Linked DNA regions of Homo sapiens: region 2 is linked to region 1. A link is a loop called in an ENCODE intact Hi-C map of the cell type or tissue named here. Cell type or tissue: PC-3. All regions are shown on one strand. Links, peaks and the distances in the headings refer to the core of each region. The heading gives the core; the rest is flanking DNA.

Region 1 (16,377 bases), core at 6,905-11,904:
GGTTAGACTATCCTGGATTTACTGTTGGCTGATAGAATATGTGAGTAGGTGACATTAAATTTTACAGTAGAGTTATATATTCCATTTTATCCTTTTATATACTAAAAAGTAGCAATATTATCTTCTTTTGCCTAGGATTACGGGACAGCTACCACAGTAGAAGAGATCAAATTGCCCTTAAAAATCTCCAGTCTGATGTCACAGAGGCAAAATCTGACTTCACCAAGGTAACATACATTTCTAACTTCTAGAATAGTCAGCAAAATGCACCCATCTATAAAATATAATCACTGACCTACTTGTGATGTGATTGCATTTTATTTTATTTAGTCAAAATTGAATTAATGTAGCAAACAATCTAACCGTGCTATAGATTTAATTATTCTTTTATCATCTTCAGCAACAATTTGTAAGCTTGCAGCATCTTAGAATATGGCAATTGCTCCCAATTTTAAACTAAAATTTATCAGCTAGAGAGAGACATAGAAAGAGAGGGAGAATTATGCCATACAGCATTTTGAAGATGCGAAAGAGGTACTCTGAAATCTAACAAGCTGGTATAGGTTGTTAGAACTGCAAAAAGTGTCAGTGGTCTGAATAGGGAGGAAAATTAGAGGTCATATTTATAAAATGAAATATTTCAGATCGTAGGGAACAAAAGAGCTTGGTGCACAGTGGTTAATATCGTCAATGTATCATACACCAGGCTCTGTCTAATCGACTGATGCAGTTAATCCTTCCCATAGCCCCACAAGACAGGTACTGCTCTTATATTAATACCTAAAAATGAGAAAACTACAGCTTCAGTAGGTGACTTGCCCCAAATCTCACAGCTCGTATAACCTGCCTGGCTCTGGAGCTTTTGTACTTAGCTTGCTCTAAAGGACTGTCATGGTGGAAATCCCTTTTGAGTTAACCAGATTTACAGTATGGACTTTCTCACCTTAAAAAACTGTCCAAGATGTTACAGTTTACAAGGCATCTGCTATCTGTCACAGATGGAGATTCTGCCGCCAAATTTTGTAGTTCTAAGAGAGAGTGGAATTATAAGAATCAATCTCTCACTACAGATTAAAGTGGCAAAGATACCTGTTAAAATATTTTTTTACCCAAAACGCTTGTGTTAGGTATTACTTTGATTTAGCTCCGTATTTAATAAAGCTCAACATTTCCTTCAGAGACTCCGGGCCTGAAATCCCACAAGATGGAGAAAGGAAGTTATTTGGGGTCCTGAGATTTACTCATCAATATTTAAATTCCTTTCTATGTGAAAGCACCAAGCTCACTGTCTCAAGATGTAAAGATGCATGGCTATAATTAATTTGTTCCCTCGGAGCAGGAGTCAGAGCCCTAGGTTTGGGGAGGAAAATGAATGCAAAGAGCAGTGGATCACTGAGAGCTGTCCTTGGGTGGAGATGCCAGTTAGGAGGAGAGAGATTGAGTCAGGGAAGGGCATGGGGGCGATTCTGCTGAGCTCCACTGCTACACTTTTTTAAGAAAGATATCAACTGAGGATATTTGTCACCTGTTTTTCACACCGAGCTGGCAAATTTCAGCATTTTCCTATTGATCTCAAAAATTAATTAGAGTTTAGTCACTAATGTTGATGTCAATGTTTGTGGCTATGTGGCTGGATCCCTGTAACACACACACACACACACAGACACACAGACACACACACACACACAGACACACACACACAGACACACATACACACACACACAGACACACACACATACACACACATAGAACACACACACACACAGACACACACACACACACACACTTCTGTCTCTCTTTCTCTCTCTCTCTCGCCCCTTTCGCTCTCATGCTTGGTCATTATCTGTGACTGAGTTCAATAACTCTGGAAATTATACCTTCTGACCACCTGCTCTGGAATCATCTGGATTATCCAATTTGGTCAGTAGGTGACTCGAATTTCCCTCTTAACTTGGAAGGTTTAGAGCTTGTCCCTGGGCGTGCGCTAGAAGGCTGCCATAAGATGATGAAACACTCCAGGGACTGCCCTGCTGCCCTGTGACTGTGGCTGCCGTAAGTCTCCGCCTCTTCTCCAGGGCCCATACGAGATTGATCACTTTTCCTTCCAAAATGCATTCAAGCTGTAGCAATGATGGGAAGTCACCTTTTCTGCCAAATGATTATTTAAAAGGAGTAAATGCAGAACGGAGTTCTCTTCTTTAAGAAGTTTTTTAAATTTTCCTCTTAATAAAAGTAATAGCAACCCCATGCAGAAACAGGAAAATACAGAAACATATAAATAAGAAAATATCTGTACATTTTCCTCTATTTTCCCCAGCATTTTAACATAAGACTGTGATGCATATTAACTTTTGTAGCTCTCTTGTATTATTCTCTTATAATACCCCTCATAAGCAATTCCTCATGTCATTTAAATTATTTGTAATTTGTATTTTTAATTTCTGCAGAATATAAGATGCAGTTGTGCAGTCATAATTTACTTACCCACTCCACCTTTAAAAAAAAAAACAGCGATTCTTGGTGGTTGTCAGAGAATGGGGAAAAGGGACTGGGAAGTTAGTATTTACTGGGTATAGAGTTTCAGTTTTACAGGACGAGAAGAGCTCTTGAAATGGATAGTGGTGACGGTGGTACAACATTATGAATGCACTTAATACCACCAAGTTGTACACTTAAAAATGGCTAAGAGAGTAAATGTTATGTATATCTTACCACAAGTTAAAAATTGGGGGAAGAATAGATTCTTTCTGGCTTCTCACTGCTCTATATCACACTGCAGTGAGTTGTTTTCAGTAACTGCACGGAAAGGCAAAATTTCATGATGGAGAGTGAGAAAAGCTCAGATTTTTCCATTTGTCTTCAAACTGTCTTCCCTTGTTGCTACATACCAGAGCAAGTTCATACACTGGAAAATGCGCTTCCATTCGAGATGAAATGCCCCTAGGCTGACAGATTATCTAGTGACCATGGCTCCAGATCAACTCAATGGAGGAAGGCAGGTTTGCAGCAAACGCGGAGAGGACTGCAGAGTCTTCTGTGGGAAGCTGCAGCCAAAGAATTGTTGGGCAAGTACATCGTAGGCTGCAGAGCAGCAATGGGGAAAAATTCAGGTTTCAAGGTAGAGATGGGAGGAGAGCCTTATTCTTTGGAGAAATAAATTGCTACAGGAATGGAGGCATCGCCTCTCCAGTGGCTTAGGAGCCGATTCCTCTGATCATCTGCTACTTGACTCTTTCTGGCTTCAATTTATGAAATTATGCCCTTCTTAGAAATACCTCAAGGCATAAATATAAAGTTAAAAACAGTCAATAAAAGCATAAAACTATGAAAGCAGTTACCAGCACTACAAAATCATCTTTGAAACATTTAAGAGAAATCAATATCTTAAAGCAGCATCTATGAGAAAGAAAATGTAAAAAAATGTGTTATGTGGTGCTGGTCAGGAAATGGATGGTTCACCAAAGCAAGACACAAAACCCAGCCACTCATCTGACCTCTCTCCAATGCGAACGTTCTACCATAAATATGAGATGATTTTCATCCTCCTTTTAAATCAAATCTGATGTCAGTTAATTTTATTTTAGATGAAAGAAATCTCTTTGTAAAGACATGTTTCGTTAACCCAGTAGAAAGGAGGATGGAATGTCACCCTGAAACAGCTTAATTTGAGAAGATATTTGGTGTAAAAGATGTAATTACTTTCTAGAGAAAATTTGCCCAGTTTTAAAAGTAGTCGGCTGACTTAGGAACATTGAATAACCCCCCATCTCATCCCCTTCTTGGTTTCTGAGACCCAGAAGAGGGATGCAACACAAAGTGATGTGTTAGGGGCTGAATTGCATCCCCCACTACCCCCACTAAATTTATATGTTGAAGTCCTATCCTCTACTTTCTCAGAATGTGACTGCATTGGGAGGTAGGGTCTTTAAAGAAGTGATTAAGGTTAAGTGAGGTCATTAGGGTGGGTCCTAATCCAATCTGGTGTCTATATAAGAAGAAAAGATTAGGACCCAGACATGGAGCAGAGGACAGAGGGAGGACCGTGTAAAGATGCAGGAAGAAGATGGCCGTCTACAAGCCAAGGAGTGGCCTCAGAAGAAACCAACCCTGTGACATCTTAATCTCAGATTTCCACCTCCTAGAACTGAGAAAACTAGTTCAGTTGTTTAAGTCACACAGTGTGTAGTACTTTGGTGCTATGGTAGCCCTGGCAAACTCATATAGATTTTTAAGAGGTTGGACCTTATCTTCAATCATTTAATGGGTCTCACTGAGACACTAGGGTTTAATACACAGAACTTCCCATACAAGAGTGTCCTGTGTTTTAAAGAGCAAAGAGTCCGCCAGTGTTTCCTTTTCAATATCTCCGAGTTTGTTGTTTGGGGACTTTTTGTCAAAGCTGAGACAATACACTGGGAAAATGCAGCACTTGGCTCATAGTAGGTGCCCAAATAAATATGTGGAATGCACAGTTAAAGAGTTTGACCGTGACTGTATGTATGAATAACAGAATTGCACCTAAAAAATTACATGACTTCTACATTTCTATCAGCAAAATTTCAATGTATTGGATATACAATGAGTCATTTCTATTTATGTCATTCAGGTAAACCCAAATGCATTCCATTGTAAATTCCACTGAAATATGGTATCACTTTGATGTGAACACCTCTTACTCCTTTGTAGGTTGGATTATGTCAGATATCCACTCGTTTCTGCTGGGTCATGGGAAGAGTACTGGAGAATTACATCACACATTGGTATTTTGAGAGGGCAAATCTATTTTTCTTTGGAACTGGGCATTCGTCAGTATCTGTGCCTCAGGAGCAGTGTCACCTTGACATCCTGAGTGATTCCAGGGCTTCAGAAATAAGTTGAAGTTCATGCCATTCATGATTGCTCTTCCCTCATCCGTTCACATCTGATAGAGTCAAAACTCACGGTCACGTTTGCCAGGCCCCACTTAATGAAATGGTGGCTAATTCCTTATCCCGTCCTCTGGGCCTCTAGGTCCTTCTGGAGGGATGTACCGGCCTGCAGCCCCTCAGCACAGCCTGGGGGCATCCCTCAGCATGCACAGCCCTGGGCTCTGGCTGTGGCTTCAGGGCTCGGTCCAGACGTGTAGTCAGAGTCAGGTATTTCCCATCCCTGTTGTTCCAGGGTGAGATGACATTCACTCATTCCCAGCAACACACCCCTCGTTGATGCCAATCTCATGGGTGTCATGGTGTCCTAAGCCTGAAGAGTAGGTACTCTCTTGATACTGGAGACCACAGTACGAGGAAGCCTGGAGGCCCCCGCCCGAGAACCACCCCTGTTTTCTCCTTGCTTAGCAGCTGTGGCAGCCAAAGGCCCTGTCCAAGGTCCTGTAGCCAGTATGGGAGTCCCGGCCCACGCTAGACCCAGGTGGCCTGAGTCCTAGGCCGGCATCTTTCCCACCATATCCATGCAGAAGAATCACCTGGGAGCTGGTGAAAGATACAAATTCTAGGCTTTATCCCCATAGATCCTGAGCAACCTAGGCCCAAGGAAGGAGAGGTCTAGAAATCTGCGTGGCCTGAGTCCTAGGCCGGCATCTTTCCCACCATATCCATGCAGAAGAATCACCTGGGAGCTGGTGAAAGATACAAATTCTAGGCTTTATCCCCGTAGATCCTGAGCAACCTAGGCCCAAGGAAGGAGAGGTCTAGAAATCTGCGTGGCCTGAGTCCTAGGCCGGCATCTTTCCCACCATATCCATGCAGAAGAATCACCTGGGAGCTGGTGAAAGATACAAATTCTAGGCTTTATCCCCATAGATCCTGAGCAACCTAGGCCCAAGGAAGGAGAGGTCTAGAAATCTGCATTTTTAACATGTCCTCCCCACCAACACACACACACACACTCTCTCTCTCTCTCTCTCTCTCTCTCTCTCTCACTCACTCATTCACTCTAGGTGGTTTCTATGCAGGCAGTCCCTGGCGCAAACTTTGGGAAACATTGCCCTATAAAATAAGACCTATACTGCAGTTTCCAAAGTGGGTCTTTTTTTTTTTTTCTTCAAAGAGCAGTGTCAAAGGAGTTCCTACTGGGTATGATTGCACTCCTCGTGGGGTACACAAGAACAATTATGATCAGAACTAAATTTAACTAAAATGGGAGGGAATGTGTACCAAGTGAAATAGGCAGCAGGTGCATTTCAGTTTTTCTTATGTGTAAACTACATCCATAAAAAGTGCTACAAGGGGAAGGGATTCAGGGTGCCGCAGAAATGTTGGGGCTACAGGCTGGAATCTCACTGGAAGCTCTAAGAACACTGATGCCTGGGCCTCCCTGCCCAGGAATTCTAATGTAATTTTTCGGGAATGAGGCCTGGGCATTAGAGTTTGGATGAGTTCCCAGGTGACTGATGAACCCTGGGCTGACAACTGCTGGTGAGGAAGCCCCACCTGGCAGGACTTCCAGCAGCATTAGCCTCAAGGAAGCAACGCATGATGTGATTGGGAAGTGTGAGGTAGCCGCTGGGCTAAAAGAGAGGGCTGAAAGTCCCCTTTCATGACTCAGTGCTACTGCATTGACCTTTTTTTTTTTTTTTGGAAAAAAGTAGCCATGGATATTTTGATTTATTTTTAAATGAAGTAAATTTTAAAATGACTCTCCTGTCTATTTCTTCTTTTTCACTCATCTCTGGGTATTTGAATGTACAATTCCCCATGTATTTTTTTTTTTTTTTTTTTTTGAGATGGAGTCTCGCTCTGTCACCCAGGCTGGAGTGCAGTGGCGCGATCTTGGCTCACTGCAAGCTCCGTCTCTCGGGTTCACGCCATTCTCCTGCCTCAGCCTCCCGAGTAGCTGGGACTACAGGCGCCTGCCACCACGCCCAGCTAATTTTTTGTATTTTTAGTAGAGACAGAGTTTCACCGTGTTAGCCAGGATTGTCTTAATCTCCTGACCTCATGATCCACCCGCCTTGGCCTCCCAAAGTGCTGGGATTACAGGCGTGAGCCACCGCACCCAGCCCCATGTATCCTTTTTTTAAAAAACCCACATATAATGTGATGGAGATTGTCATGCAAAACAAGCCAACCATCTTCCCATGCCTGACTCTGAGGACACAAAGCCCCTCAGGTGGCTAAGATCACACACGCACGCACACACACACACACACACACACACTGGCCCTCCTGCAGCCATGTGGACTTGCCATGCCAAATGTCCAGCTAGTGGGGAACATGCAATTATTTGAGTCAGTAAATATTAGTCCTGCCCTGAAGAAAATAAAAATGCTACTGTGCTTGCTGTCACATCTTGGAATGAGCAAATACCCTGCTTCCAACACACATAGGCCCTTCCTCTCCAAAATGTGTTGTCTTGAGAAGACCAGCAGCCTCATGACTTGTCTGTGTTTCTCAAAGTGTGTGACCCAGATCACCTACATCACAATCACTTGAAATGCAGTTGAAATGCAGATGCCTGGGTGCCACCCACAATCTACAGAATCAATCTCTGGGGTCTGGGGAACTTGCAGTTGTAACATCCCAGGCCATTCTCTGCATGTTGGGATTTGGGAGCTGCTGTGGCAATTGTTGGGCATCCAGTTATGCCCTCAGGCCCCCAAAGCAAAGATTCTCTGCAAGCAGTGGGAGCTTAGCGGTTACATATATTATTCCAGATCCTGTGCAGCTCTATGCAAGGATTCATTGTAAGCATGTTCCATAATGAACGTCTAAACGGGGGCCAGGACCCTGTTAGCCTTCACTAAGTGCTGGGGTGTAGTCCATCTTCCATGTTGTATTTTGTAGTGCTTCACACATAACCATAATAGAAACAAATGAGTATAGACCTGGTTAGATGCTTTGTTAAAAATCATAGCATACTCTTTTGGACACATGAGCAATTTACTGTTAGGACAAACAATCTGCTGATTAGGAAAAATGAAACACCTTGGTCATTTAAAAATACTGGACAAAAACTGATACAACCGATCATTGAAATGCAGCAAAGCTACATGTGCCTTGGTCCAGTGTCCCCTGTCCCCCAATTCTGATAAGTGAAATCATCTGATTGCCATAGTGTTGGTCTGGGCAAACGTGGGCATTTGATTTTTTTTGATTGTTTGTTTAATGTTTGTGTGTGTGAGAGAGACGAAGTTTCACACTTGGTGCCTAGGCTGGAGTGCAATGGCACAATCTTGGCTCACCACAACTTCCGCCTCCTGAGTTCAAGCGATTCTCCTGCCTCAGCCTCCCGAGTAGCTGGGATTACAGGCATGTGCCACCATGCCTGGCTAATTCTGTATTTTTAGTGGAGACGGGGTTTCTCCATGTTGGTCAGGCTGGTCTCAAACTCACGACCTCAGGTGATCCGCCCATCTCAGCCTCCCAAAGTGCTGGGATTACAAGTGTGAGCCACCATGCCCAGCTGGGCATTTGATTTCTATTGTTTTGCTCTCTGGACCTTGACTTCCATGATGCCAAGCAGCAGGGAGCAACTGAATTAGAGTCTAAACCGGCAAATGTGGAGGACTCCAAAGGACCAAGGTAGGGAGGGGGCTCCTGGTAACCACCGTTGCTGTTTCCTTTCAGGACTACTGACTAATCTCCCACATAAACCTGTGGCCCCAAGTTCCAGCCACCTCCAGAATTCTGTCTTTCCTCTCCATTGAGGATATGAGCCTGTATTCAGGGGTTCCTGGGCTTGGCGGAGGTGGTTATCGAATTAGATGATCCCCGTTGACACATCATTAGATAAATTAAGAATAGATGCCCAGCAGAGAAAACCAATTCATGACTCAGGCCAATGTTTCCAGAACGTGTAACTTGTCATAAACATCTAGTTTTCCTGCCCTTCCTGCCATCTCTGAGCATCAGGTGTGCAGTAAAAAGCCTTGGACAAGACATCTGAGTGTTATGAACCCAGTGCTCTGGCATCCTGGTGGCCCTTGAAAGAGAGTTTACTGTCTATATTTCAATAGACTGCTTGAATAATCGGGATCTTTTTCTATTTGCAGGAGACCCTGGCATCACAAAACACAAAAATGATTTCATCCATAGTCATCTCCCAGATGATTGATGAGAATAAGTCAAGAGAAAACAGGGCCTCCTTGCCCCTACCGTGTGCCATTGCTCAGTCTCGTGCACATCACGCCAAGCAATCTCTGGCTAACCGCAGCGGAGTCAACATTCACAGAGCATTTGCGTTACTTCCGGGCAGATTAGGAATCCCGGCACCGTCAGATGAGCGAGGACCTGAGGCAGAGCTGCCGCCCAAAGAGGAGAGACCCTGTGGGGGCCCCCGCAGAGGGTTTGCATCCATCACCATCACGGCCAGACGCGTGGGCCCCCCAGCCCGCGCCCTGGTGTGGGGGACTGCTGGGGACTCTCTGTGCCCCAAGTGCAGGGCTGAGGACACACTGTTCCAGGCGCCCCCGGCTCTGGCCAATGGCGCCCATCCAGGTCGGCATCAGAGATCTTTTGCCTGCACAGAGTTCTCCAGAAACAGCTCCGTGGTGCGGCTGAAGGTTCCCGAGGCCCACACTGGGTTGTGTGAGAGACGCAAGTACTGGGTCACCCATGCAGACGACAAAGAGACCAGTTTTTCTCCAGACACCCCACTGTCAGGAAAGAGCCCGCTGGTGTTCAGTTCCTGTGTCCACCTCAGGGTGTCTCAGCAGTGTCCAGATTCAATCTATTACGTAGACAAGTCTCTCTCCGTCCCCATTGAGCCACCTCAAATTGCCAGCCCCAAAATGCACAGATCCGTCCTGTCGCTCAACCTCAATTGTAGTTCCCACAGATTAACAGCAGATGGAGTAGATGGCCTAGTGAACAGAGAGCCAATAAGCGAAGCCCTGAAGCAGGAGCTCCTGGAGGGAGACCAGGACCTCGTAGGCCAGCGCTGGAACCCAGGTTTACAAGAAAGTCACTTGAAGGAAACCCCATCGTTGAGGCGGGTGCATTTGGGGACCGGCGCTTGTCCTTGGAGTGGTTCTTTTCCATTGGAAAACACAGAATTGGCAAATGTGGGAGCTAACCAAGTCACTGTAAGAAAAGGGGAAAAGGACCATACAACTCATTGTCACGCCAGCGATCATGCCAACCAACTGTCCATTCACATTCCTGGCTGGAGTTACAGGGCAGGTGAGTGGTGCGTCCATCTGCAGGAGGGTGACCTGAGTAAATGTCCTAGCAAGGTGACTGTTGAGTGAATTTCTTATACAAAACTTATTCTAAGAGGCATTTCTCAGTAGACTTGCAGTGATCTGCTCTGCTCATAGTTGACAACTGATAGCTCGGCATCGATGTCTGATTGGATAGATTTTTTTAGTTGAGACTTTTGTAGATTGTAAGAGGCCTTCTGTCAAATTCTTGTTCCCAATAGTTCCAGACCATATGTAATGAGAAGGAAATGAGGGCCTCCAAAGGAAGTTAATTTACAACATGCCCAAATTGCGTTCCAAAAGAGGGTGAGAAGAATGAAATGCCATTCGCCCCCAGATGTTTCATCTCTCTCGCCAAACATCTGCGTGTTTGGAAGTGTCCAGATTTCTGTACTTTCTACTTTTCAAGTTAGCCTCATTGATATAAAAGCTAGACTGCAAAGCTTCATAATGGAGCGTGTAAGTGTGAATGTGTGTATGTGAATGTGTGCGTGTGTGCGTGTATAATAATTATAGGACATTTTCTAAATTAGGCAAGTCAGGGACTCTCTGTGCCAAATAGTAGTAGCAGCAGCAGCAGCAATTTTCTGTCCCCCTGGTTTTGTCTTCTGGGGCATCTTGACCAGGATTTGTTGCTGTTTCTGCCATTTCCAGGGCCGGGAAGAATTCCCAGGATGGGTTGCCCTGAGGACTCTGCACCTTTCTTGGGAAATCAAAAGAGGAAAGCAGGCATTTTTTGGAAGAAAGAGGCCAGATTTCTTTCTTTCTCTGTGTAAACTTCTGATTTTCAACTTTGCTTTCTGCAAGAGGCTCTGGTTTATGAATTACTTTCTATTTGGAAAAAAGTATTTAAAGATATTAGTATACAATTGAAAATGCAGGATATGCATCATAATTTTACGGTACAACTTTTATTCATTAAAGCTTTATTAATAAAAATGACTGTAAAACATTTAAAGTTATAATGTGTATAGAAATGTTAAATGATGTAATTAATTTTAACAACTGTATATATATTGAAATATTGAATGCTCAGAGATTTTTAAGGCAATTTTGGCATGGCTTTCAGATTGATTAAACCATTGAAATGCATGTCTTACAGACTTATTACAAGAAGGACAACATAAGCAGCTATCAATGTTCCAAAGATAAATCCCACTTTAGTGGTTAAAGAGATTGCTCAAGCTAAGCACTTCGTCTTCCTTATTGATGATGATTCCAGAAATACACCACTGCATTGTTGTATGTTACCCCAGTTAAAGCACATCCTCATTTTTAAACCATGTGTCATGGTGTGAAATAATAATTTGGATTTATAGTACTTTTCACCAAAGGCTCTTCATTAATAATGAGAGCCAGATCTCAAACACTCATACACTCATCTCAGAGGAGGGCAGCAAGAGTGTGGACACTTCCCCCAACTTACTTTTTGGCTTTGGTGGTGCAGAGAAGATTTTTGATTGTGATTTTGTGAAATGACTGCTCCTCTAAGGGATTATCTTAGGCAAATAGTATAAATTTATTCTGCATCCTGCAGGCCAACATCCCCCAGAAAAAGCACAGATCCCAAAGATTCACATGTGAAGCGTTTCAGTGGCTTTAAGCCATGAGGCTTCATTCTACCATTTGAGGAAAGAGATAGTCACAGACACCAGGGGAGTCTTGAATACCTTTTTTACAATTTCAGTAGCTTTGGGAGTACAAGTGGTTCTTGGTTACATGGATGAATTTTACAGTGGTGAATTCTGAGATTTTAGGGCACCCGTCACCCAAGTAGTGTATATTGCACCTAGTGTGTGTGTGTGTTGTGTGTGTGTGGTGTGTGTGTGTGTGGTGTGTGTGTGGTTGTGTGGTGTGTGTGTGTGGTGTGTGTGTGCGTGTGTGTGGTGTGGGTGTGTGGTTGTGTGGTGTGTGTGTATGGTGTGTGTGTGTGGTGTGTGTGTATGCGTGTGTGGTGTGTGTGTGTGGTGTATATGTGGTGTGTGTGTGTGTGTTTATCCCTAGGCCCACCTCTCACCCTCCCCTTTCTGAGTCTCTGAAGTCCATCATATCACTCTGTATGCCTTTGCGTACTCATAGCTTAGCTCCCACTTATGAGAACATACGGTTTTTGGCTTTCCACTGCTATGTTACTTCACTTAGAATCATAGCCTCCAGCTTCAACCAAGTTGCTGCAAAAGACATGATTTCATTCCTTCTAATGGCTTAGTAGTAGTCCATGGTGTATATATAGACCACATTTGGAAGAACTTTTTGTGGAGTTGCTGATCTATTATTTCTAGCTCAGTGAATGTGGAGGAGTGATACTCTCTGAACTCCTCATCTGGGTAACTAGAGCAGGGGGTAGATTGGGTGTTTTCGAGGTCCCATCAAGCTTAAAAAATTTCAGCTCTATTTGCCCAAGGTGGACTCTGTAAAGAAAAGAGGCTCCGTGGGATTCTGGACCCCTCAGTTGCAAAGTCCAAAGCCACAGAGCCCTGGGGTGTGCTGTGGGGCACTTGCCTCGGATGCCTACAAATGCACACCTTCACCTACACGTGCACCCCTGGCTGTGTGCTCCCTCACTCAGAAATAATTTCCAGTGGACTCTATTTCTTCTCAGGTGACAAGAAAGCACATCTGTCCATGCTGTAGAATTCTGGCCTGAAATTTACCAGCACAGCTCATTGACTCTAATGACCACGGGCTGTCCTTGCACAGCCTGCACAACGTGTGGAGGGTGAGCTTGCTGACCTTCAGATTCCACAAAACCTTTAGCCTTAATGCAAGAGCTTTCAGACTGCAGCAGTGCTCATTAAAACTCAGAGGAACTGTTTATATTTTCCTGTCTGAAACTGGAATCCTATCTGAGACATTCTTGACAGCCTCCTGTGGTTACACATGCTATTAGCAGTCTTCTTACTTCATAGTTACTGAATCTGATTCTTTGTATCTGAAGGATTCCAAAATACCTCATGAGCAGGATCTTCTGTTGGCTGGCTTACTGACATTCAGCTGCTTGGTGGGTACAGCCTGGGCAATTCTACAAACAGAGGCAAAGCAATTTTAGTTCTAGTCATTAGGTCGTTGGACAGAAAGTTCTACAAATTGTATTCATGAATGAGCCTCCAGGATATGCACCCAAAAGAGAAGATGAGGAAAAATGAGACACAAGCACATCATGCAATTCAAATAGCTGTTTCTACTGAGACATAGCATTCCAATAGACGCGTGAGCACCTGCTCTCATCTCAGGCTGAATGTTAAGAAATTGGTTCTCTCTTTGCTCATCTCCTCAGTCCCTGTATGTTTTGTCTTTACATCTCTACTACTGGTAAGCATTCAGATAGCACCAAGTAGGTGGGCATTGGGCAAATCTTCGAATCTATCATAAAAAATTTAATCCCCATTCTTGTCATCATCACCATCATCATCGTCATCATCATCATCTTATTCATAACCACAACATATGTTCTAGAAGTCCTAGGCACCAGGCCCTGGGCTGCATCCATTATTTTGAATCATTCAACCATCTGTAAAGAGTATCATTATCTTTATTTTTCACACAACACAAATGAGGCTTGAAGATTAAATGATTTGCCCAAGTCCACGTGGCCAATTGGTGCTAGAGCTGTGTACTTGTCTCCTGCTGTTCCCTTCTCAGTGACAGCCCCAGGCAGGGCAATTAAGATGGTGGTGACTCAACGGCAGGCCCCACCTCCTCTGCCACTACCAAAGGTGGTATCTGAAGGCTGCTTATGAACATCTGGAGTAATACTGGTATTTGGTTGCCAGTTACCCCGGTAGACTATTAGGAGAGTGAACTGCAAGTTAATTTATGAAAAAATGTAATAAGCCATATCATTTTATGCGATTAAAATGTATTGGCTCAGAAATCCTCCTCAGCCTGAAATCCAGTTCTTTGTGGTGGTCTGTGAAATATACAGTGTTGATCCAAATGGTTCCCACCTCACCGGATGTGCATGCCTGACTCACTATTGACTTAGACACATTTCTTACTGCCAATTTTATTGTGCATCTGTGGCTTAAATCTGAAGCTTTTTACCATTTCTGAGATATCCAAGTAGAGGGAGCAAAATCTTCTGATGATGGTAGATGCTATTGAAGAGGAGACTAGTGAATACGCTGTCCACATCTATTTGCGTTCGCGTTCTATGGTGGGCCCATGTTGCAACTCCCTCAGTCAGTTCACAGGCTTTGGTGGCATTGGTCTGAGATGTCCTCGGTGGAGTTTAGCATCACTAGTGAATAAAGATGTGGATGACTGGAAGGCAGAAGTCCTTGCCAGGTCTCCAAATGAGCACTGTGCCTACTCACACTTAGATGGTATGGTCTGCCACATTAATAGCGAGTGAGGCTTATCTCACTTACGCCACTCAAGGGCAGATAACAAACCATGTACACACAAGCCAAGCCTACCTGTAGGGGAGAAGCCTGCATTAGACTCCCACTCTCATCCCATGAGGACTTTTTTTACTAGAGGGACCAGAAGATATTTTACAAATGTGATTTTTTTTCTTCAATGATCTAGAATTGGGATCAGCAAACTTTTCTTTTTCCCTTTTGTTTGTGAAGGGCCAGATTGAAAATATGTGTTTGGCTTTGCGGGCCATATGGTTTCTGTAGCAACTACTCAACTAGCAACAGTGTTCAGATACCACCTTTGATAGTGGCAGTGGAGATGGGGCCTGCCATTGAGTCACCACCATCTTAACTGTTCTGTCTGGGGCTGTCACTGAGAAGGGCACAGCAGGAGACAACTTGCTGTTGTAGTGCAAAATCAGCCATCAACAATGCATAAATACATAAATGTGGCTGTTGCCAATAAAACTTTATTTACACTAACAAGCAGTGGGCCAGATTTGGCCTGCAGTCTGTAATTTACTGACTTCTGGTCTAGCATTCAAATAAATCCATCCCCCAAGGTAAACTTTACCCTGTTCCCCAGTATTACATGTTGGATTCTCTAGAAATCAGACTCTGAGGTGGAGATGAATGGGTAGGGCATTTACTGGGGAGTGTTCTGGGATATGACATCCAGGAAGGGAAGCAGGACTGGGCAGAGGGAGAAGGTGTTCTGCGGTGCAGTCATAAGCAAGGCCTCTGCCAGCCACTCAGGGAACTCTGAATCTGGGATGGCCCTTCAAGGTTATTCTGAGTTGCCATAAGGGCCTGGGCCCTTATATTCCCCAGGAAGATATGTGAACTTGGGTGAGGCAGCTCTCTTCAGTCAGCCAATTCCTATAGGGTGGATCGCCGCCGAGGGCACTCTTCCTACAGGACTTCCAGCAGCTGGGGGAAGAAGCTCTTCTTTCCTGAAGGGAGATCTGAGCAGTGTAATACAGTGTCCATCACACTGCTGAATGGCCATTCTGCCATTCAGTCTGCGTTTTCCGCTCTGTGACTCCATAATGCTCTGAAACAAGTCAAGGATCTTGCTAGGCTAGACCTGGGGCAGGGGGTGGTGGTGAGGGCTATAGACCTTAGCACCCGTATGAGGAGGCTAGTGCAGAATTCCACTCTCTCACTCTTGATGTTTGTTCATTCAGCAAATATATATTGGACAATTGTCCAGGAGTGGGGGCAGTGACTTGGAAAGGGTGGCAGGAGTGAAGGTATTGAGAAGTGGTCAGATTCTGGGGCTATGTGTTCAGGGTAGATCAACAAGGTTTGCCAATGGATCAGATGGTTTGGCAGTCCCACACTGACTCCAAGGGCCTGCCCATGTGCCTAACCCCTCCAGGTTTTCTGGAGCCGCCTCTACCCTGCAGAGCTTCCACCACTAGACGCAAAGCCTTTCTGCTGCTGGCTGGTGGACATTCACACCACAACTACCCAGTTCTTCCTAATGAATTGGGTGCATGGTTGAGAATCAGGTAAACAATCTTACGATGGTCTTTTCTTATCTTTAGGGAAGCCAGAAGAATTGAGCAGAATGAGTTTTTGTGTTTTGTTTCATTGTTAACAACAAGTAACCCAGAGAGTGTTAGAATCAGCTGATGAATGGACAAGAACTCAGCCCCTGGTATGTAGCAGCAGCCCTATGGCAGGCATGAGCAAACCACCAGGAGGCCGAGTCCAGCCTGCTGCCTGTTTTTGTAAATAGTTGTATTGAAAATAGCCATGCCAATTTAGTTATGCATTGTTCTGTGGCTGCTTTCATACTGCAACAGCAAAGTTGAGTAGTTGGGACAGAGACCTTATAGCTCACAAAGCCTAACATTTTTACTATCTGGGCCT
Region 2 (16,377 bases), core at 6,786-11,785, 130 kb after region 1:
TTCTTGTTAAAAGCCACACTGCGAAGACCAATTCGGGGATAAATGATTAAATACAAAGATTGCACAAAGCAATGAGAAAGTCAAGAAAGAATCCTGCTGAGGGTTTAAAGAACTCTACGACCTGTAGTGAATTGTGCTTTGAAAGACTTTTAAACAAATTGGTCCTTTTGAATGTTTATTAAGAAAGAACTTTTTAAAAAACGGAAAGTGTCTCAAAGTGTGCCTGACATGGTCTTTAACTTGGCACGTGCTTTGTACACATAAAGAGAAGTCTACTGAGCAGGGACAAATTTTTTTTTTGGAAGAAAATGTTTATTAAATCCAGCTAATAATGGGAAATTATTTCTTGTGTGTGTGGGCGGGGGAGGACTTTTACTATTTTATGAGTTCAGCTTTGGTAGAGAGAGTGTTTCCTTAAGACAGATATGACCCAAAATAGAAAACCAGGGAGGCCTAAGCACTTTGAATGGGTTACCTATTGTGATATATTCCAGGATTCACTGCTTGTTTACCCTTAGATTCTCAGTATCAAGTCTTCAATCAATCAGTGCCCCAAATCATACCATTGAGGCCGTATAAAACGCCAAACATATAATGAAACATTTCTTTGCATTGGCAAGAGAAAAGGAGGAATTACTACCTGTTGAGTCTGAGCATATTCTGAGTTTCTCCCTAGCCTTGTCTGTACCCTGAGCCCTGGCACAGTTGCCTACTTGGTACTTTCTGGGGCAACTCGGCCTAACAAGTCCAAAACAGAACCCTAGATCCCAGACTCTCTAGTTGCAAATCATTCCCTCCCCAGCCTTCCTGAACCCAGTAACAACCTCCTCTGCCTTCTCCACATGCCTTGTGCTGACATGCAGGAAGTCATCCCTGTGTCCCTCTTTTTACTCCGTAAGCCACCAACCTCCTAAGTATATTCCCACCTACCCACTTCCTTACATCCCGAAGTGTGCCTTTCCCAGTCCAGGCCACATTATAGGAAAAATCTCTTCTGCAGAAGCCTCTTATCCCTCTTACCCAACGGGCCTACTGGCTTTTCACCTTATCCCTGCATGGTATATTTTCCTCCACAATAGAGCCAAAGTTATTATTTTCAAACATGAGTTAGAGCATTCAAGTTTCCTGTCTAAAACTCCCCAGTGGCTCTCTAGCACCCTTAGGAAAGAAAATCCAAACCTCAGCATGACCTAATTCCTGTTTTCCTTTCTGATCTCCTTTCTTACCATTCTCCCTTTGCTCACCCTACTCCAGACACACTGCCTTCTCTTCTTTTCAACTACCCAATATAGTAGTGCCATCATTAAAAAAAAATTCAATGTTTGCACTAAGAAGACTTTGCAAATACTTTTCACTGTTTTGCCGTGCAGTGTTTTATGGCATTTCATCCCTCTTGTAACTTTTTGCTTTTCCTAGAGTTAATGATTGCCTTGTCTTGATTTTTGTTTGCTTTATTTTCTGTGCACCAAGCTGTGATATTGTGATATAATAAGAAATATGTCTCTGCCCCTGGTTCCTGGCACAGAACTCCTAAAATCCTTGGAATCTCTGGGGTATTAAGAGTGTCTTTTGTATGCTAATGAGCTTGTTAAGGCATGATTAGAGTTGGGACTTTTAGTGCCACCTCCCTTGCAACCTCCAGGGAGGGGAGACGGATTGAAGGTTGACTTGATCGCCAATGGTGTAATTAATCATGGCTGTGTAATTAGGCCTCCATAAACCCCCCAAAGGACAAGGTTTGTAGAATTTCCAGATTGCTGAGCAAATCAAAGTTCCTGGAGGGTGGCGTATCTAGAGAGGACACAGAAGCTCTGTATCCCTTTCCACATTCTCTGCCCTTTGCATCTCTTCCAACTGTTTTTCATCTGTGTCCCTAATTACATCCTTCATTAATATAATAAACTGGTAAATATAAGCAAGTGTTTTCTGTGGTTCTGTGAGCTTACCTAGCAAATTAACTGAACCTGAGAAGGGGGTTGTGGACCCCCAACTTATAGCTAGTTGGTCAGAAGTATAGGTGTGACAACCTACTACTTGTGATTGGCATCTGACATTGGGGGGAAGTCTTGTGGGACTGAGCCCTTAACCTGTGTGATCTGATGCTTTCTCCAGGTAGATAGAGTCAGAATAGAGTTAAATTGTAGGACTCCCAGTTGATCTCTACTGAAGAACTGGTGGTTGGTGGGGAGAAACTCCCACACATTTGGGTGACCAGAGGTGAAACATTCGGTACTGAGAGTGAGAGTAGGGAGAATACTTGGTTTTTGGTTTTTCCCATCCCTTACGCAACCTCTATTTTACTTCCACACTTTCTGGAAGAACTATCAACCTCCTTTCAATATGATCCAACACATCAGGTAGTCTAGCCATGATTTTTTTTTTCCTGATGTCATCTTTCCTAGAGCCCCTCATCCTCCTGTTCCAATGTGACTCACGGGTTACTTTTTAGGCATACATTACAGCTGTTATCTCAGGACTACCCTTATTACCAAGACGCTAAGAATTCCTCTTGCATCCTTCCTGTGTTGAATCATCTGTATTCTGAGCACTGTAAATTTTTCTTAGTTCATTCCTCATTTCTGTGGAGCACGTTTTCCAGTAACTTCCTGAGGATGGGTGTTGGGAAGATACAACTTTTTTTGATAACTTGTGAATATGTCAGGGATGCTTTCAGCTGCAAATAACAAAAAAACATGACAGCAGCAATTTTTACAAGCTCGTATTCTTTACAAGCAGTTGCAAAGTAAGTATTTTGGTGGCTGGTGTAACTGGTGTGTCAGGTCACTGATGTGATCGGGGACCCAAGCACTTTCTTTTATTTCTATCTGCGATACGTAGATGTTGACTTTTGCCTTTATGCTTACTTCCTCATGGTCTCATGATAGCTGCTGTACCTCTTGGCATCATATCTGCATTCCAGGCAGTAATACAGCAGAAAGGACAAAAGGCAGAACCAGTCAAATCTATTTTCATCAGGAAAATAATATTTCCATAAGCGTTTGTAGTAGATTTTGTCTTAGATATCATTGGCTAGACTGTGACCCAGGGCCCCTGCTAGCTTGTACAGAATACTAGAAAAGTAAATATTTTTAACTATGTACATTGCTGCTTCAAACAAAACAGTTCTGTGAGTAAAAACAAAGGTTGGAATGTGTCTCTGGCATACCTTGTATAAAATATATAGATAAACACACATTCATTCATTCCACCCTTGATTGCTAGTTTGTTTAGGTATAAAATTCCAAGAAAGAAATCATATTTTCTCAGTATTTTATAAGGCATTTCTTCAATGTCTCTATGGCCATTACTGCTTGAGAAGTTGATGGTATTCTGCTTGTCAAACCTTTAAATGTAGTCTTTTTTTCTTTTTGGAAGTGATTATCTTTTTTCGTTGTCACTAGTATTTTTGCGTTTTATGATTATGTGCTTTAGCAATGCTCTTATCAGTAATTGTTAGGAACTCAGTGGGCCCCTTCAGTTTGAATATTCATGTTGTCAAGTTTTAGTATACTTTCTTATATTCGTTCTTCAATTATTTCTTCCTCACTGTTTTTACCACAGCTTTTCTGAAACTGCTATTAGCTGAATGTCCCAGCCTCCTGAAAACATCCTTTAATTTTCTTATCTATTTTTCATCCCTTTACATTTTTGTTCTACTTTCTGGGACAGTTATTTAATTTCATTTCCCAACCCTTCTATTTAAATTTTTTGGCTGGGCACGGTAGCTCATGTCTGTAATTCCAGCACTTTGAGAGGCTGAGGCAGGAGGATTGCTTGAGCCCAGGAGTTCAAGACCAGCCTGGGTAATATAGTGAGCCACACCCCCCAACCCCACCACATCTCAACAAAAAATTTTTAAAAAATTAACTGGGCAAGGTGTCACACACCTTTAGTTCCAGCTACTCAGGATGCTGAGGTGGGAGGATCACTTGAGTCCAGGAGGTCAAGGCTGCAGGGAACCATGATCATGCCGTGCTACTCCAGCCTCGGTGACAGAATGAGACCCTGTATCAAAATAAATAAATAATTTTAAATTTTATCCTACCACATTTAATTTCCAAGAGGTTTCTTGTGCAATGAATGTTCTTTTATTCTTATTATAGTGTCCTCTTCTTTTTTGTAATGGATGTAAAATTGCTATTAACTCTGAATGTGTTAGTCATTACTTGTTAAACATTTTTTGTTCACCTCTTTCTCATTGTTAGCTTTGAGATTCTCTTTCCCCCCCATTTGTTTAATATCTGTCTGACTTTCTTCAAATGTCTGATTTTTGGCTCTCTGTTGATATTTAATAACGGGGCATTAAAGAGCTGATTAGAAGTTCTGTGTACTTCCACAGATGGATTTACTGACTGATGAACATTCATTTTGCTGAGAGACGTCCACATATCACAGACTCTATTTTTCTTAGGCTGGTCAATTTCTCCAAGGAAGAATCCTTCAGCTTCCTGCCAAGGCGATTTCACTCTGGCAATTTAAGCCTGGCTCTAGGGCCTGTGAACTGAGCAGGGGAAAAGAAGATAGTGTTGCCGTTAAGTATGCTTGTATTGTTTAAACTTAATCCTTTTGTTTTCCGTTTAGCACTTTGCTAACCCACCTTCACGATTCCTGGGAGTCCTTATGTACAGAACTTCTCTACTTCAGTGTCTTCAGGAAATACACCTCCCATGTTGGTCGGAGTAGGACAGGCAACACCTAGCTGTGTTGGCTTTGCAGGGGATCTAGGGCTCTATCTTCTCCTTATACAGGTTTTCAGCCTCAGCCTGTATTGGCCTTGGCCCATACAGTGCCCCCTGTTCCAGTGCCCAGTGCCCCCTGTTCCCAAACCTTTCCAGGGTTCTGCTTATCCATCCCACCTTCTGATGGCTGCCCTCCTTTCCAGGTCATAAGTTCCCATTCTCTCTTCCCTGCTAAATAGGTAACAACTTGTCCATCCCCTTTCCATCTTCCAAAGCTTTGCTGCTTTGTGTTTTAATTATTATTATTGTTTTTTTTTTTTTGAGACAGGGTCTTGCATTGTCACCCAGGCTGATGTACAGTGGTGCAATCATAGCTCACTGCAGCCTTGACCCTCTGAGCTCAAGTGATCCTCCTACCTCAGCCTCCCTAGTAGCTGGGACTCCAGGCACACACTACCATGCCCAACTAATTTGTTCTTAATTTTTAAATTTTTGGTCAAGCATGGTGGCTCACACCTGTAATCCCAGCACTTTGGGAGGCCGAAGCAGATGGATCACTTGAGGTCAGGAGTTTGAGTCCAGCCTGGTCAACATGTTGAAATCCTATCTCTACTAAAAAAAAAGATACAAAAATTAGCCAGGGATGGTGTCAGGCACCTGTAATCCCAGCTACTCCAGAGGCTGAGGCAGGAGAATCGCTTGAACCTGGGAGGCAGAGCCTACAGTGAGCTGAGATCGTGCCACTGTACTCCAGCCTGGGTGACAGAGTGAGAGTCTGTCTCAAAAGTTTTTTTTTAAAAAATATAATTTTTAAATTTTTATACAGACAGAATCTCACTCTATTGCCTCAGGCTGGTCTTGAACTCCTGGGCTCAAGCATCCTCCTGCCGCAGCCCCCCAAAAGTGTTGGAATTACAGGCATTGAACCATGGTACGCAGCCTATTATTGTTATTACAATTATTCCCTTATGGCAGGGTTTCAGGAGGGCATACAGATAAACACCTGTGACTCCGCCATGTACATTTAGAATTTAGCCAAGGCTTTGATTACCATGCTCGACATATAGATGTATTTTCTTTCTCTCACTTGTCATTTGGCACTTTCTAACTCCTTCCTTGTGGAAACAAAAATTAAACTCATTTTTAAATGTTTCAAAACTTTCTTTTCAAAATCTATAAAAACTCAAAGTCAACATATACCTAATTAGATAAATGTTGCAGCTGTGGAAACTGTAACAAAATTTTTCTTAAGGAATGTAGCTACATCATTTAAAGAAGCTAAGCACATTCCTTCCTGGTGTAGATGATGCTGTAATGAACTCATCAGAGTTGCAGAAAAAAAATTTTGTATCAGAGTGTGTTTCAGAGGCCTCCTTAAGCTAAATGGTTTCTGCAGCGTCCATGATTTACAAAGACAGGTGTAGAATTTTCAGATGTTTCTTCTGTACCAAATGGCTAAGCCCTACAACCCTTTGGCTGTGTGCCCACAGGGAGCTATATGAAGCAGCTCTGGAGTATGTCCATGCTCTTTAATTGTCAGGTCTCTGGGCTGGAGAAGTGAAATTGGTATAATCTAGACAATGTTTTTGAGAGTAGTTGCTGTGCATTTTTCATAGTTGTTTCTTCATATGTTTGGTTAGTATTTTTTTAAACCTAAAATTGTCATACCAGCACATTGTTACTTAAAAAGGAGTTTGTCGAGTGCGTCAGTGCCAGGAGCGGTGCGCAGGTCTTTGCGTGCACTATCTCCTGCAATTCTGCTGAAAGAATCTTGTTGTTCCTGTTAGTACCCTCATTCTACAGAAAAGGAAATGATAGCCTCAGATAGTGAGATCAGCAGTGTCAGAGGCAAGGCAATCTAGTCTACCTCACGCTGGAGACTGGATCTTAACCTAGCTGTGGCAAACAGTTCATAACCTATCTTTGCCATAACTATAGCAGTGAGATTGTAATTAGCTTGGATCTCAGCAGAACGGTAATGCAGTTCAAATGAACATTATTTGCCAATTGAAATGTGCACATTGAATATTACACTTTCTCACAGGCTGCCATTTCAATCTTCATACTTTCTCCAGCCCATTTTTCACCCTGTTTCTTTTGTGCTTTGTTGAATGCCCAATATACCTTGCCTCCAGTTGATAGATGGGATGGAAAAGCCGAGTAATTCAGCATCATATTGATATTTTTTATCCTTTAAGCTTTTATGTCATTCCAAGGCTACATTAAGAGCTCAGCTTCTTGGCAACTATTTAAAAAATTGGACAGCTTCATTGGATAACGTTTTCTGTCTGTTTACCTACTCCTGGAAGCCTTGAACTGCTTAATCAGTTTAGATGATCCATTCTTAGAAATGTTGAAACACCTTGACATGTCTTCCCCTAGCAGGCATGGTGAGCACTGGTCTGCAATTTGGCCAAAAGATTCCTTGTATTATGTGTTGCTATGTTTGTAATTAAAGCCAGGATAGGATGGAGACATTGCTTTTGAGAGATATGCTCACTTGAATCTGAATGTGATCTGAGAATCTAGTCTTGCTTTAAAAAAAAAAATTGAAATACTGGGAGTACATGAAGGATTGCCTAGATATATGAGCAACTTTTTTTAATATACTTTAAGTTTTGGGGTACATGGCAGAACGTGCAGTTTTGTTACATAGGTATACAGGTGCCATGGTGGTTTGCTGCACCCATCAACCCGTCATCTACATTAGGTATTTCTCCTAATGTTATCCCTCCCCTAGCTCCCCATCCCCCTGACAGGCGCCCCAGTGTGTGATGTTCCCCTCCCTATGTCCATGTGTTCTCATTGTTCAACTCCCACTTATGGGTGAGAACATGCGGTGTTTGGTTTTCTGTTCTTCTGATAGTTTGCTGAAAATGATGGTTTCCAGCTTCATCCATGTCCCTGCAAAGGACATGAACTCATCCTTTTTCATGGCTGCATAGTATTCCGTGGTGTATAAGTGCCACATTTTCTTTATCCAGTCTGTTATTGATGGACATTTGGATTGGTTCCAAGTATTTGTTATTGTGAATAGTGCTGCAATAAACATATGTGTGCATGTGTCTTTATAGTGGAATGATTTATAATCCTTTGGGTATATACCCAGTAATGGGATTGCTGGGTCAAATGGTATTTCTAGTTCTAGATCCTTGAGAAATCACCACACTGTCTTCCACAATGGTTGAACTAATTTACACTCCCACCAACAGTGTAAAAGCCTTCCTATTTTGGTTTTGTTTTCATCCTGGGTTTTTTGTTGTTGTTGGTAGTGTTCTTCAGAGCCTGCATTAGGATTTAGGGTCTACATTATACCTCAAAATGCAGCTGTTGTCCGCCTATGGAAAGGTACATTCCTGAAATTAAGCATACTAAGTAAAACTTTTAAGCTAAAATCATTATTTCAGCCAATTTCAGTATAATTTGAGAATATCATATAAAAGATGATTGAAAAAGAAATCTGGCCCCATCATTCATTTCTAAAATATGACAATTTTAAAGTTGAAAAATGGACATAGAATAAGTTATACACCCATATTTTTGCCAGCCAGATTCTACTATATGTACTTCAGAACTTTCAACATTTAAAGATGTAAAATGTTAAAGATATATTTATAGCCATACCTTTTCTCCCCACCCATTCAGACTATTTTATCTCAGTCTTCCTTTTGCAGAGGCTATACTACTGTGAAGTTGGTTGGTTCGTGTGTGTGTACACACACACATACCCCTAATCAATATCTGATACTCTTCATGTATTTAACTGTTAAGTAAATGGTACCCTACTATATATGACAACCTTCTGCAACTTTTTAAAAAATCAATATATATTTTAGACTTATTCATATATGTGCTTGGTTCATTCCTTTTAATTGAATGACTAAATCATAATTTGTGTACTCCTCTGTTGATAATAAATATGTTTTCCCCAACTTTTTGATATTGCAATGGTGAGAGGATCCTTGCTATCTTAGGTATGGGTGTAAGCTCTAGGGAACCTATTACAAGTGAATTACTAAGCTGTAGAGTACACAAATTTTTTACTGTAACGTATTTTGTTAAGTTGCTTTCCAAATTGGTTGTACCAATTTATGTGCCTACTTATTGGAGAGCTCTGGTTACCTATGTGGTTGTTAATACTTGGTAATTTCAGGCTTTTTAAATGTTGCCAAGCTGGATGTTAAATATTTCATTGTTTTAATTGGCATTTTTCTCATTACTAAAGACTCTAAGATTCTTATGTGTTTATATGTTCTTCGTATTTCTTCTTTGAATTATTTATCTTTATTTACTCATGTTTCTTTTTAAGTTTAGTTTAAACAATCCTCCTCTCTTTCCTGAGCTCCGAAATAAATGTTGATAATTTCTTCTAAATTTAAAATTTTTGCTTTTCGCTTTTAGAATAACTGGAATTTAATTTTTATTTCTTGTATGAGATCCATGTCTGTTTCCCCCCATCTGGAAAACCAATTGCTCTAGTAACATTTGTTGAATCCTTTTCCACTTCTGATAACCAGCAAGCACACACAGATATGCTTCTGGGTTCTTTGTCCTACTGTTCTATTTACCTCCGTTCCAGCATCATATTGTTCTCAGTATCCCGTACTTCACAATAAGCCTTCAGTGTTTAGATTGGTTGGCGTGATGGTTAAGCTTGATTGGATTGAAGGATGCAAAGTATTGATCCTGGGTGTATCTGTGAGGGTGTTGCCAAAGGAGATTAACATTTGAGTCAGTGGGCCGGGAAAGGCAGACTCACCCTTAATCTGGATGGGCTTCATCTAATCAGCTACCAGCATGGCCAGAACATAAAGCAGGCAGAAAAAAAAAATGTGAAAAGACTAGACTGACTTAGCCTCCCAGCCTACATTTTTCTCCTGTGCTGGATGCTTCTTTCCCTTGAACATCGGACTCCGGGCTCTTCAGCTTTGGGACTCAGACGGGCTTCCTTGCTCCTCAGCTTGCAGACAGCCTATTGTGGGACTTTGTGATCATGTGAGTTAATACTCCTTAATAAACTCCCCTTTATATACCTCTCTATTAGTTCTGTCCCTCTAGAGAACCCTGACTAATAGAGTTGGTATGTGGTGGTGCAGAGGGCAGACACTGAAGCCAGCTTGCTGGAGTTTGCAGATCAGCTCTGCCACCTGGCTCCTGACATGTGATGTTGAGAAAGTAACTAACCATCCTGTGTGCCCAGACTTTCCTAGGTTTAGCACTGAAGATGACACATCACAGGAAACCTCTCAGTGCCAGGCAAATTGGGATCGTTGCTCACCCCAAACCTTGAACAAACTATGTAATCTTTTTCTTTCCCCATTTTCCCTTGATGAAATGGTGATAAAGATCATATCTACCTCCACAGGGCCGTAGTGCAGGTGAAATGAAAGAATACATATACAGTGCTTTGAACAGTGCTCAGACCATGCTAAGTATTCAATAAAGTATAAAGTTTAATGTCTCCTTTCCTTCTCCCCTCCTCTCCTTTTAAAGTTATCTTGACTAGCCCTGAAACTTTAGTGTTTCCATATGAACTTCAGAATCTTCTTGCTAAGTTCTGCAAAATACTGTATGGGGACTTGTAGGCTAATTTAGGGGAGAATTGACATCCTCATGACATCAAGGCTTCCCATCATGAATGTGGTGATTTCTCTATTTATTTGTTCCCTTTAATGCTATTCAATAAGTTTTCAATAATATTCTCTTCAATGTTCTTGTGCATCTTTGTAAGATATATTTCTAGATATCCTAAGTACCTAATAGATTTATTGTCACTTTAGATGGTATCACTATTTTTAAAAGATTTTAACTTTTTAATATGAAATTTTTAAACATACACAGAAGTAGACAGACTGCAATCAATACCTGTGTTTCTATCACTCAGTTTCAACAAGTGCCAGTTCATGGCTGTTCTTGTTTTATCTGTGGAGTCATTTCCTTATTGAAAGTTGTAATTGATGTTTTCTTTTCAGTGTATATGAATGTTACTTATTTTTGTAGGTTGACTTTGAATTCAGAAATCTTGCTCAATTTTTTTTTAATCCTGATGATTCAAATCATAGGTAGGTGTTTGCTCAATTTTTATTCTAATAGTTTGTCTGTAGATTGACGTCATAGAAATTCTAAGAGAATAATCACCTGAAAGGGTAAGTTTTGTTTTTTCCTATACATTCCTTATTCATTCTACTTCCTTTATTTTTCTTGTTTCATTGGGTAGCATATCCATTACAATGATAAACAAAAGGATTAGCCAGGCCCAGTGACTCATACCTGTAATCTCAGCACTTTGAGAGGCTGGGGGGTGGGGAGGGGGGATTACTTGAGCCCAGAAATTTGAGACCAGCCTGAGCAACATAAGGACACCCCATTTCTACAAAAAAAAAAAAGTCATATATGTGGCATGCACCTGTAGTCCCAGCTACGCAGGGAGGCTAAGGTGGGAGGATTGCTTGAGCCCAGGAGGTCGAGGCTGCTGTGATCTTGCACTGCACTCCAGCCTGGGAGACACAGTGAGACCCTGACCCTGTCTCAAAAAAGAAAGAAAAAAAAAAAAGAAGAAGAAGAAGTGATTGCTAGTCTCCTTGTTTTTTTTTTTTTTAACTTTAATGAAAATAACTAACTTTTGCTATCTTTACACCTTTCTTTTCTTTCTTCTATTGTTGTAGGATTATTTATACCTACTCTTTCCCAGTTCTGTTAATTTAGAGGTTACATATTCTGTTTCCACAGTTTTAGTAGTACCATTAAATTTTTAACATTTGCATTTCAGACACAGAGTCCAAAGGTAGTCAGTAACTTTGGCCTCCTCCCAAACAATTACAAGCTAACCATGGTTTAGTGCCCTTCATTGTGCCTCCTGTTTTTTTATTATTGTCTAGAATTTTAGTTCTGCCATTTTGAAACCCATCTCTCATCAAAAAAGATAGTGGGGAAATACTAGGCTTTGTTCTGTGCTGAGCAGTCCAGGCTTATGCTGATTTATCCAATGCAACTAGTTTCCTTTCTTTCCTTTCTTTTTCTTTCTTTCTTTCTTTTTTTTTTTTTAACCATGGCTTCTTGCAAACCACTTCCACTTCTGGATCCAGTCGCTTCTTATTGAAGTAGTCTTCATTGAAGGTCTCTGAGTAGCAAATTCCCTATATTTGTTTGCCTGGAAAATGTTTTTCTTTTTCATGAATGTTAGTCTAGGTATGTATGGATAACCAAACCAGAGGTTGGCGATTTTTTTCTTTTAGCAGATATTACCTGTTGTATCCTTGCGTCTCCTGTTGTTGTTAAGGAGTCTTTCATTTAATGACTGTGCCTTTGCACTAAACCTGCCTTTTTCTCTGGTTACTTTTAAGGTAGTTCTTTGGTGGTGGTGGTGGAGTGTGTGTGTTTGTGTATGTGTAGTTCTGTATTTTATTCGTGTGTTTTTATATGGTTTTATATTAAATTTGTGTATTTCTGGCCTTGTGGTGCTTCTTGAATCCAATCAATTATTTAAAAAAATGTAGCAAGCATCTCTTTAATTACTGCCTTGCCGTTTTTGCTTCATCACTTCCTTTGGAACTTTTGTTATATGTAGTTGGGCCTTATAATTCAGTCCTCCTGTTTTTAGCTTCTCTTCATCTCTTTATCACTCTTTGCTTTATATTCTGGGTGATGTCTACAAGTCTAAATTTCAGTTTACCAATTCTCTCTTGAGCTGTGTCTAAATGCTGTTTAAACTGTCTATTGACTTCACATTTTTCAATATCTTTACTTTTTCACGTATGGAAGCTTTGTTTTGCTCTTTTTCAAACTTGCCTGATCTTCTTAAAATGTAATATTTTAAAATTATCTTTTATTATCTTTTCTTTGTATTCTTACATGTCTTTAATAATTTGGGATTTATATATTGTTATCCATTTCAGGTTATTATTTAAAGTTCTTAGGATGCTGATTCTGTATTACTGTGGATTATCTCTTCCAATGCCTTGCAATTTTAAATTGTGAGTTCATTTTCAGCTTTTTTCCCTCCACTGCTACCCTCTCCATGGGAGTCCTATGTACCCTGGATTAGAAGAGTTCCTGTGGAGCAGAGTCTGTTTACTCATGACAGATGCCTCAGGGATTTCCCTTGTCTAAGCCCAGTTATTGTGGGAATTTTACACCACATGGCTATTCTAATTTTGGTCTCCATACCCATGTGGCAAAGGCTTGAAGTTTCTATTTCTCTTGCGAAACTCCCTAACCCTCACCAGATCTCTGGGGAGACATGTCACTTTGAAGTTTCCCTGTGGCATTTGGTAGAGGTTTTCTAGCCCTGGTGACTTGGGAAGGGCAGCCTGTCTGGGCTTGGTTTTATTCAAGGATCTAGCTAGAGTTCTCTGACTTGTGTGTTCAAGATCATACCTCCTGTTACTGAACTCATGGTTTCCAGGCTGAAGTCCTATGTCTGCCAGGCCTTTGGGATTCCATGACTTTGGCAGTGGGTGGATGCTCTGGCTAGGAATTCCTTAATTCCCTGATAATTTCCTTTCCCTTCTTTCTAGTTCAGTTATGTAGGTTGTCACATTTTATTTAACATTTTTCTGTGTTTGTAGTAGAAAGGCTTTCTAGCTGTGTCAACTCAGTCCACTGTGTTTTCAGAACTAGACATCTCTGATAATGATTCTTTGGGTCTTTTAGTCAACACATTTGTTGGCTGCCTATTGTAATCCCAGATTTGTGCCAGGAACTGGGGATACAGTGTTGAGAAGAACAGACACCCTCATTTCATGGCCTCTAGAGCGAGTGGATCATAAAAATGTACAGAAAATAAGTTGAACCCGCTTGGCAGCTTGATTCTCAACTTCCAGTACTCCAAACACTCAGTCAGAAAAGTCAGTCAGCTGCTTTCCTGCTGGCATGTTAGTCTTGGCCTTGGCAGCTGCAGGGGTGAGATGTGCTAATGATGGGGCCAAGCTGAGCTTTGGGGGTGAAGCCATCAGCTGTTCCCATCTCCCTCTGGCGGAGGCAAAATGAGAACAGCTGGGAAGCAAGGCCAACATCCACTCCCAGAAGCCGCTCCTCTGCCAGCAGAGGTGTCAACAGAATTCCAGTCATGTGAGCCTTCCAGGAGTGTATAGTGAATTCATTCCATACTTAAACATTCTAGTATACAAAGAAGATTGTACAATGGAGTAAGCCAACAATGGAGACACTCATTTGTATATTTTTGTAACCTTCAGAATGAATGCTATGATTCCATATAGATTGATTTCTCCACTAATTTATCTACAGGAAAATCAGACGCCTGATTTGCCACTAAAATTTGGACATGTCAGATTTAGTCTATTCAATTCACTAAGCTTTACTTCCAGTTTCTTAGTAGGGAGAGTCTGCTCCTTGGAGCATAATTTATTCAGCTGCAATAGATGGTACTCTTGAAACTTTTTTCTCACATACTTTAGTCTCTTTTCTGTTTCTTGTCTCTGCTCTCCTTTAAAAAGGTGATTATCATCCTTCTTTCTCCCTCAGTGCTGCTGAAGACTAAGCCATTGGTTATAGAGGCTCAGTGAGAAAGCAATTTCAAAAGAGGGAGGCAGAAAGGGCTGGGATAGGATATGGTCTGTAAAGCTAAATCAAGACAACTGTTTTCAAGCACAAAAGCTCCTAGTAGAAGCATCTGCTTCTCTTATGGACTTCAGTGACATAAAATAATGAGATTTCTTCAGCTTATCTCCCCTGATGTTACTTCCTTATGGATTTAGTGGGTCAAGAGTGCTGTGTGTTCTGGCGTTGTAGTTATAAAATTGACAGGTGGCTTGGATCATGGCCAGAATTCTGGACTTGGAGTGAGAAGTGGCTCTGAGTTCTGGCTTGGCCTCTTTATGGCTGTGTGACCTTGAGGAACCCACTAAATCTTTCTGAACTTAGTTTATTTGTCAACAATGAGCAAGGATGCAGCCTACCTCCCTGGGTTGTGGTGAATTCCAAATGAGGGAGAGGTTGGGGAATGTGTTTTGTAATTTAAGGTCTTCTCTTTTGATGGTACAGGGGGCACATGGTATCACTGTTCATATGTTCATTCAGTGCTGAGGTTTGTCCTCATGCCTTGAACGGCACAAGTTCTCAGCATCCATGAGCCACCGTCCCCTTCTGCTCATGGTAGATGGGTATCCAAGTTAATCCCAAAGCTTGACAGAGGGGGTGGCAGAGAATTGGGAGAGGAAGGCAGTTTCTATTCGTTTTTCTCCTACCTTAAATCTCATGTTTCCATCTTTGTTGTTTATCAGTCTACCATTAGGGGCATCTCTGTTAACCAGGACTATTTGAGATTGTGTTAATAATGTGAACTCTTTCAAATATCATTTACTTATAGCACACAAAATGGTCACCAGTTTCCTTCTTCTCTGCTATATGGGACTCACTGTGGGCTAGGCATAAGGGCTGTAGAGAATGAATGGTAGCAGATGCCCAGGCCAGGGGCATGAATTTTCCTAGCCTTCAGCTTCCACTGGCTTTTTGAGAAAGAGATGTGGGAGGGAGGATAAGCGTAGAATGGCAAGGCAAATAAAATTTAACATGCCTCTCAGGGTATTGGGTTGGCATGAATAAGAATTGCTGCAGAAATAGGAACCTCACATTTGTGGGTGAAGCAGACACATAAGCTCTTGACTTATATCTTAATTACCAGTTAGAGCAGGTGATTGCAGCAGTAAAGCCCGTTAAGCACTCTACATCCTTGTGGCTCTAAACAGTACACATTTAGAACATCCAGAATCTGACAGAAATGTTCCACTCTAAGACCAAATATTGGTGGTGTTTTCCCAATTTACAGCAAAACGTAAGTGAATGGAAAGATCTCTCCCACACTACTAAGATTGTTCATCTGAATCTTTCTGAAACTAAGTTGCAGCTACCATTATCTTCTGACTTGCACAGCAGCAAATGAATTTTCTAAAATGTTTACTCAGTTCAGTGCATGATCAGACAACACCCAAGGGCTCCTGGTGACAGGTTTATCTGTGTACCTGGAAAACAATCACATTTCTGAGTGGTAATTGCTCTTTCTTCATAGGATAGAATTGAGGAATTCCATAAAGGGATTTTGCCTGTGTGGTTTCTGTGCTAGCACTGGTTCAGTAGCTTCTCATACATTCTCACCATGCCCTGGGAGGCAGGCACTATGACCACTCTTTCTTCCAGATAGGAAAGCCAAGGCTAGGACATTCAGCTTGTGCAGTTATACAGCTACAAGGTGACGCAGCTGAGATTATGCACATGAATTACTGCACAAATAGGGAATATACTAGAAATGGGACTTACACGAATAACTAATAGTGATGACACCGGCATTTAACAAAACATTCAGCAGACTCTCGACTAATCCCTTTACATGAATTATGTGGTTAAAATATCCCTATGGCCCTTAGAGGTATGGGCCATTATTATTTCCATTTTACAGATGAAGAAACTAAGGCATAGAGAACTCATGATTTGCCTTAGCCCTTGCATCTTATAAGAGGCTGAGCCAGGATTGAACTAGGCAGTTGATTTTCAGGGCCCACATGCTAAACCACTGGGCTGCCAAGGGAGGACCTATGATGTCCAGGAACTCTTCCATACTCCAGACCCTTTGCAGCTATCTCAGCTTGTGTTTATCTTGGGACATTGGGATTTGAGGAGAGAACCTAGGAAGACACTGAGATAGAACAATACTTGAGTCTTTAGCTGTGTGAATCCCAGGAAC

What was found. Peaks named below come from ENCODE experiments on the same cell type or tissue, not always from the same donor. Only the 100,000 strongest peaks of a DNase experiment are listed, where the experiment ranks them.
Region 2: it touches region 1 in a loop (17-fold over the local background); 15 of 110 quality-filtered maps call a loop at or near these places.

What each region holds. Positions count from the first base shown.
Region 1 is chr10:126,497,698-126,514,074 of GRCh38, reverse strand. C10orf90 (chromosome 10 open reading frame 90) reads left to right here. Exons shown (of 10, transcript NM_001350921.2): 3 at 136-227; 4 at 8,990-10,118. LOC105378549 (a long non-coding RNA gene) reads right to left here. Exons shown (of 3, transcript XR_001747637.3): 2 at 13,090-13,160; 3 at 10,890-10,969. Among named protein-coding and RNA genes, the nearest start is that of LINC00601, 84 kb to the right of the region's middle. In PC-3, for the core only: a CTCF peak has its summit at 9,773; a DNase peak (open chromatin) is centred at 9,754; H3K4me3 peaks cover 576 bases.
Region 2 is chr10:126,370,598-126,386,974 of GRCh38, reverse strand. The region is part of intron 1 of ADAM12 (ADAM metallopeptidase domain 12); the gene reads left to right. Among named protein-coding and RNA genes, the nearest start is that of ADAM12, 9.7 kb to the left of the region's middle. In PC-3, for the core only: no CTCF peak of the experiment used is centred there; a DNase peak (open chromatin) is centred at 9,834; H3K27ac peaks cover 2,460 bases.